Regions from separate parts of the Mus musculus genome. Here region 2 is linked to region 1. Evidence: chromatin loops called from intact Hi-C (ENCODE). Cell type or tissue: heart. All regions are shown on one strand. Each heading gives the region's core, and the rest is flanking DNA. Links, peaks and the distances in the headings are about the cores only.

Region 1 (2,913 bases), core at 277-2,776:
GATCTACAGAGCAAGGTCTGGGACAGCCAAGGCTACGTAGAAAGATCCTATGTCAAATAACAAAGCAAAAACAATTAAAAAGCAAAGCAAAAGATGACGTGTGGGTCATGGGATGGGAGTTGGTCGTGGTAGCTGAGCCCTCCTCAGTGGGATTAGTACCCTGTGAAAGGGGTGAGTGCTCTCTCTTTTACCACACAAAGAGAAGTGGGCTGGGAAATCCATCTTCTTGGATACAAGAAGCAGGCCATCTACAATCCAAAACTGGCTAGACCTGCCCAAGTCTCAGACTCCTCACACCCAGCACTGTAGGAAACCCATTCCTGGTGTGCGTGTCTGTCTACAGGATCGTGCTGACGGTGTTCTGATAGACTAGAAATGCCACAAGGCTATAGTTCTAAGCAGGCTGGGGTGGGAGAGGTCACTTGTACCTGGGGGAGCAGAGCAGTCCCCACAGTGAACTTATTCACAGAAAAACTTTGGGACTGGCCTCGGAAAACCCTTGAAGAGTAGAGAAAACAGACTGGCCAACCACAAGATCAAGAGGGGCAAGGGCCAGCAAACCAGCACTAGAAAATGGACAGCGGTTTACCTGCAGGGGGACGGAGTACCCTGAAGCTACGATCAGATCAATTCTGAGTCGGAGCTAACTAGCCGCTGACTGGTTAGGCCTGGAACGGGGCCTGGCATTCTACCAGGCAGGATGGAAATGAAGACAGATGTGGAATAATGGAAAGAGGGGGGGAATCACCATAGGAAGAAAAAGGGGGATGAAAATGACCTAGAAAATACTCAGAGTAGTACATTAAGTGTCCAAACAGGCCAGGCTTCAGAGACACCCCTCCTCCCCTCCCCATCCCCGTGAGTCACCACTTGGGAGTTGGCAACAAAGTTGCAGACTCAGATGGGAATGGAATGGGATGGAGAGAGCGAGGCACCCCAGGGAAAACAGAAATGGCCCAGTAGAGTCCCATGGAGAAAGAGGCAGGAAGTCAGAGAATAAAGAAAAAGGCTACTTATTGAGCAAAAGTGACAGATGAAGATGTGTGTGTGTGTGTGTGTGTGTGTGTGTGTGTGTGTGTGTGTGTGTGTGTGTGTGTGTGTGTGTGTATCCAAAGCTCAAACCTTGATGAAGAGGACAACCAGCCCTGAAAACAAGCCTCTGCTTTACCTATGTTAAATTCTCAAGCATCATTTCAAGAGAACTATAGCCTTTCAAGTTTGCTTATATGCACTGTCTGTTACCTCCCCCTAGTGACGGAACTCGTGAATGTGTGAGAGGAGTTGCAAGTGAAAGTTGCAAGTTAAAGGATGGATGGCAAAGGTGATGCTGATCATGATTGTGGTGGTGGTGGTGGTGGTGGAAAGACTTCCTTTTGTTTCTCTAGTGTGTGGGGTCCCTCCGTGTGCTTTTGCAGGTGACCGTGTGCATCTGGACAGCTCTGGGAACTGCATATACTCTCCCGGCCACTCATCTCATCTGGCACTGCTTTAGACTCAGGCTTCTTTAGCCTTTTGATATTAAAAGCCAACATTGTCATCTAGAAATTTACACCTGATAACTGTGTGATCAGGTTATAAGAAAAAAAATCAGAACAAACATGGGGCTGGAGAGACACTTCAATCATTAAGGGGACTTTCTGCTTTACAGAGGACCCCAGTTTGGTTCCCACCACCCACATCAAATGGCTGCTCCAATTCCAAGGGATCTGTGTCTTCTTCTGGTCTCCAAGGACTATGGTATGCACACATACACTCAGGCACTCACACACAATTGTTTTCAATTTTATATTGCAAGCAAAACTTTCCAATGTTTGTTTACATGTGTTCATTGTGTGTTGTGTGTACTGGCTACTTTTAGTGTGTGCATGTGCATGTGGGTGCATGTGGGAGCCAGAGGTGGACATCAGATGTTTGTCCCTTCTTAGTCTCCACCGTGTGTGTGTGTGTGTGTGTGTGTGTGTGTGTGTCTGTTGTTATTTTATATGCATGGGTGTTTTGCCTGTAATGTGTATCTGCACCTCGTGAGTGCCTGGTGTCCTTGAAAGCCAGAAAAGAACAGAGTTACAGATAGTTGTGAGCCACCAATGTGGGTGCTGGGAATTGAAGCCCTGTCCTCTGGAAGAGCAGCCAGTGCTCTGAACCAGAGCCAGCTCTCCAGTTCCTCCATCTTTATTTTTCAAAACAGGTCCTCTCGCGGAATCTGAACCTTATCACTGCACCTAGGCTGGAGAGTGGAGAATGGCTCCAAGTGCTTCTGTATTTCAATACTTGGTTCCAGTTGGTAGAACTATTTGCAAAGCAGTTTGGAAAGAAATGCTTGCTAGGAGGTGTGGCCTTGTTGAAGGTGAGCCACTGGGGGCAGCCTTTGAGAAAGGAGAGCTCTCTCCCCTTCCCCTCTTCCTCTCCCCTCCCCGCTCTCTTCCTTGTGCTTGTCAATTAAGATGTGAGCCCTCCTCTACTGCTCTAGTGCCCTGCCTGCCTGCCTGCTGCCATGTTTCTCCACCATGATGTTTATGAAGTTTCTTTGGCCATGATGTCTTATCACAACAAGAGAGAAGTAATTAAGACAGAAGTTGGTACCAGGGAGTGGGCTGTTGCCTTGAGAGGACCGATCATTCTGTTTTGGGGAGAAATGTGGAAGACTTAGGACAGAGAAAGCAGTAGAATGCTGTAAGCTAGTTTTATGGGCTATCCTAGTAGGAGCTTATATAATAGTGCTAAAAGCAATGTGGACTACAGAGACAAGCTCAGGACGTCTCAGAGGGAAACAATATCGGTTATAATTGAGACCATTCTTGTGATATGTTGGCAAAGAACTAGCTGCTTTTTGCTCTTGTCCTTAGAATCTGCCTGAGCCGGGTATGGTGGCACATGCCTTTAATCCCAGCACTCAGAAGGCAGAGGCAGGCAGAT
Region 2 (2,913 bases), core at 183-2,682, 320 kb before region 1:
TTACAGTCTCTAGAAGGCACGCTTCTGAGCATCTCTGTGAGTTTTTTCCAGAGAGATTGACCTGAGGTTGGAAGACACAGCCTGAATATGGGTGGTAGCATCTCATGGGCTAGTGATCTGAACTGATAAAAAGCCATGAATACCAGCGTCCATTCGTCTCTCTCTGCTTCTGGATCACAGACTCAATGTGGCTTGCAGTTGTCCTGTGCTGTGTTTCTGTTGCCACAAGTGACACTCTGATACGGGCCAAAATAAACCATCTTCCCTTCAGTCGAGTTTGCCGGGTGTGTCTCAGCAGTGAGAAAAGCAACTGGTACAGAAAGTGTTGGGCAGAGGAGACAGAGAGCCATGGCCAGAGGAGACAAGAGAGCACCATTCTCTTCTCCCTGTCCAACGGCCTTGCATCCTAACTCTTCTTATATAATTTCCCTGTCCCAGGAAGAATAAAAACATGCTTATAAGATTGCTTCCAAGATTATTGTTGATAATGTTTGGGAGATCTTCAAACACAAAATACAAAGAGGAGGGGATTTGTTTTGTTTTGTTTTGTTTTGTTTTGTTTTGTTTTGTTTTGTTTGTAACCAGGCTTTAAATATTAAAGTGAGCAAATGTCTTTAAACACAATTAGAAAATACACCATGTTATAAATAAGTGCACTGACCACGCTGACTATAAATACTGAATGGGTTTTCAGCGACTGGATGAGAAATGTGATAAATTATATATAGAATGTGGGTGCTCACTCTGCTTTGCTTTGCTTACTCTCCCATCAAAGGGAGGAGGCAATAATATGTTAAATGCATTTTTAACATTAATTTCTTTCCTGTCTCCCTTTTATCTTTACATCAGCAGTAAATATTTTAGTTAATTAAGCTGAATTCCCACAGGCTTCTCTTCTAATGTGATCATTTAAATACAGGCCAGATGCTAACATGAATCTTAGACAGGCCTTTTTCATTCTTCGGGCCCCTTCTAGACTGTTCCATGGACAGTTTTAGAATACTTATTTCTGAAAATTAGCAGGCAAACATTTTTTCACAACAAGGAAAAACGACAACAACAACAACAGCAACAACAACAACGGCAAAACTACAGAAATAAAACCCAGCTTCCTATTTGTGGCACCAGTAACCAGCAGTGGAATGAAATCTTAAAAACACATTTGGGTGATGGCCATCAGGGGACACTGAAATCAAAATATCAGGTTTCAGTCAAAAACATAGAGACTGGATAATAAGAAATGTTCTTGAAAGCTCATTGTCTCCCTGGTGGCCAGGGATTGGATTGGATGGCGAGTCAGGGAACCTCATCTGTAGACAGATTAGAAGAAGAGAGGAAATTTTTCTTGAGTGTTCTGCTTCAGACTTGTTAGGAGCAAAACAGTCTCCCACGTCCTCTAACAGCACCGGCTGGGACTCTCTTGCCAAACCATTCAGCGGGCTTAGAATGCTAAACTTGGAATGGAGATTGCGTCATTCATCTGAGAGGCCTGTGGCTCGCTCGCTCCCATCTAACTGCTGGGAAAAGAGATACGGGAAAGGCTGTGGCCTCAGAATCCACGGGACCCTGCTCTGTTTTGCCTTCATGCTCGCCCACAGAAGAAGCGAAGGGAAGGGAAGGACAAACAGCACTGTCCTCCCGACCTGATATCAAGTGGAATTTTCCCACAATCTCATCGGATAGACTCTCCACTCAGCTTCATGAAGCCGGAGGCTGATCAGGGCAGACAATGAGCAGCAGAGCCCGGCAGATAGCACATGCTGTCAGGAGGTCAGAGGTCGAGAAACACATGGTCTGGGGCTCACTTACCCAGCTCCTTCTGTCCACAAAGGCTCAGCTGCCTCTTTGTACCAAAGGCTCCTATTGTCAGACTCATTCTCCACACAGTCGTTCCCTGGTTCTAGCAGCCAATTGTTCCTGAGGGGCTACGCTTGTTGAAGGTTAGCAGCAGTTTCTGTCCCAGAGAGCACCATCATTCCTAGTGAGAGTGTGAATCTGATTTGACAGACCCCTTAGCGGTGGTGAGAGATTGATGGTTGCTACGCTGCTACCTGCTGTACTGGTGACTTGAAGACCAACATGCAGACCACAGGACTGAAGGCTGTGACGCTCTGCTGCTGTTGGCCTTGAGCATGGGGTGAAGGGCCGAAGAGCGACCCCTTCCTCCATGTATTTCACACTCTGGACATAGCTTTAAGGGGGTGGGGCGGTAAGATCTGTCCATATGTAACATCACCTATTTGATCTTGAAACTTAATCAAGGCGTATGGATGGCTTCTACTTTCCTGTGCAAGATAGTAAAATGTTAATGTTAAGGTCAAGAAACCTTGAGAATTAAAAAATAGGATGGCAAAAACAAAAATAAACCCCTTAAAACTCTGAATTCTCATGGAACTTGCAAGGGAAGGAGAGCTCTGTAAACCACCCCAGTTGGATTCGGTGTTTGTTCCATAGTTTATCCTTGGGTTTTGTGCTTTGCTTTTTGTTTGCTTGTTTGTTTGTGTGTGTGTGTGTGTGTGTGTGTGTGTGTGTGTGTGAGAGAGAGAGAGAGAGAGAGACAGAGACAGAGACAGAGACAGAGACAGAGACACAGAGAGACAGAGACAGAGAGACAGAGAGACAGAGAGACAGAGAGACAGAGAGACAGAGAGACAGAGAGACAGAGACAGAGAGCACTAGTTTGGCCCTTTATGGAATTACAAGATCCTTAATTTTTTAGTAATCAGTTCTCTCTATTTAATCTCCCACTTGGATTATTTAGCCCCACCCCTCTAGAAGCAAGTGTGTCCCAGAAACCAGAGCAACAGGAGATCAAACACTTTTCAACTACAACTCTTCTTTTTGAAAGATTTAGTCTTTCTCCCTCTCCTGCCCCCATGTCTATCTTTCTGCCTCTGCCTCTGCCTCTGTCTC

What was found. Peaks named below come from ENCODE experiments on the same cell type or tissue, not always from the same donor. Only the 100,000 strongest peaks of a DNase experiment are listed, where the experiment ranks them.
Region 2: a loop joins it to region 1, with 2.4 times the contacts of the local background. A loop is called at or near these places in 2 of 42 quality-filtered maps.

Annotation. Positions count from the first base shown.
Region 1 is chr14:47,749,945-47,752,857 of GRCm38, reverse strand. No RefSeq gene overlaps it. Among named protein-coding and RNA genes, the nearest start is that of 4930538L07Rik, 6.1 kb to the left of the region's middle. In heart, for the core only: a CTCF peak has its summit at 1,264 (motif pointing left); a DNase peak (open chromatin) is centred at 887.
Region 2 is chr14:48,072,605-48,075,517 of GRCm38, reverse strand. No RefSeq gene overlaps it. Among named protein-coding and RNA genes, the nearest start is that of Peli2, 47 kb to the left of the region's middle. In heart, for the core only: no CTCF peak of the experiment used is centred there; a DNase peak (open chromatin) is centred at 1,447; H3K27ac peaks cover 1,127 bases.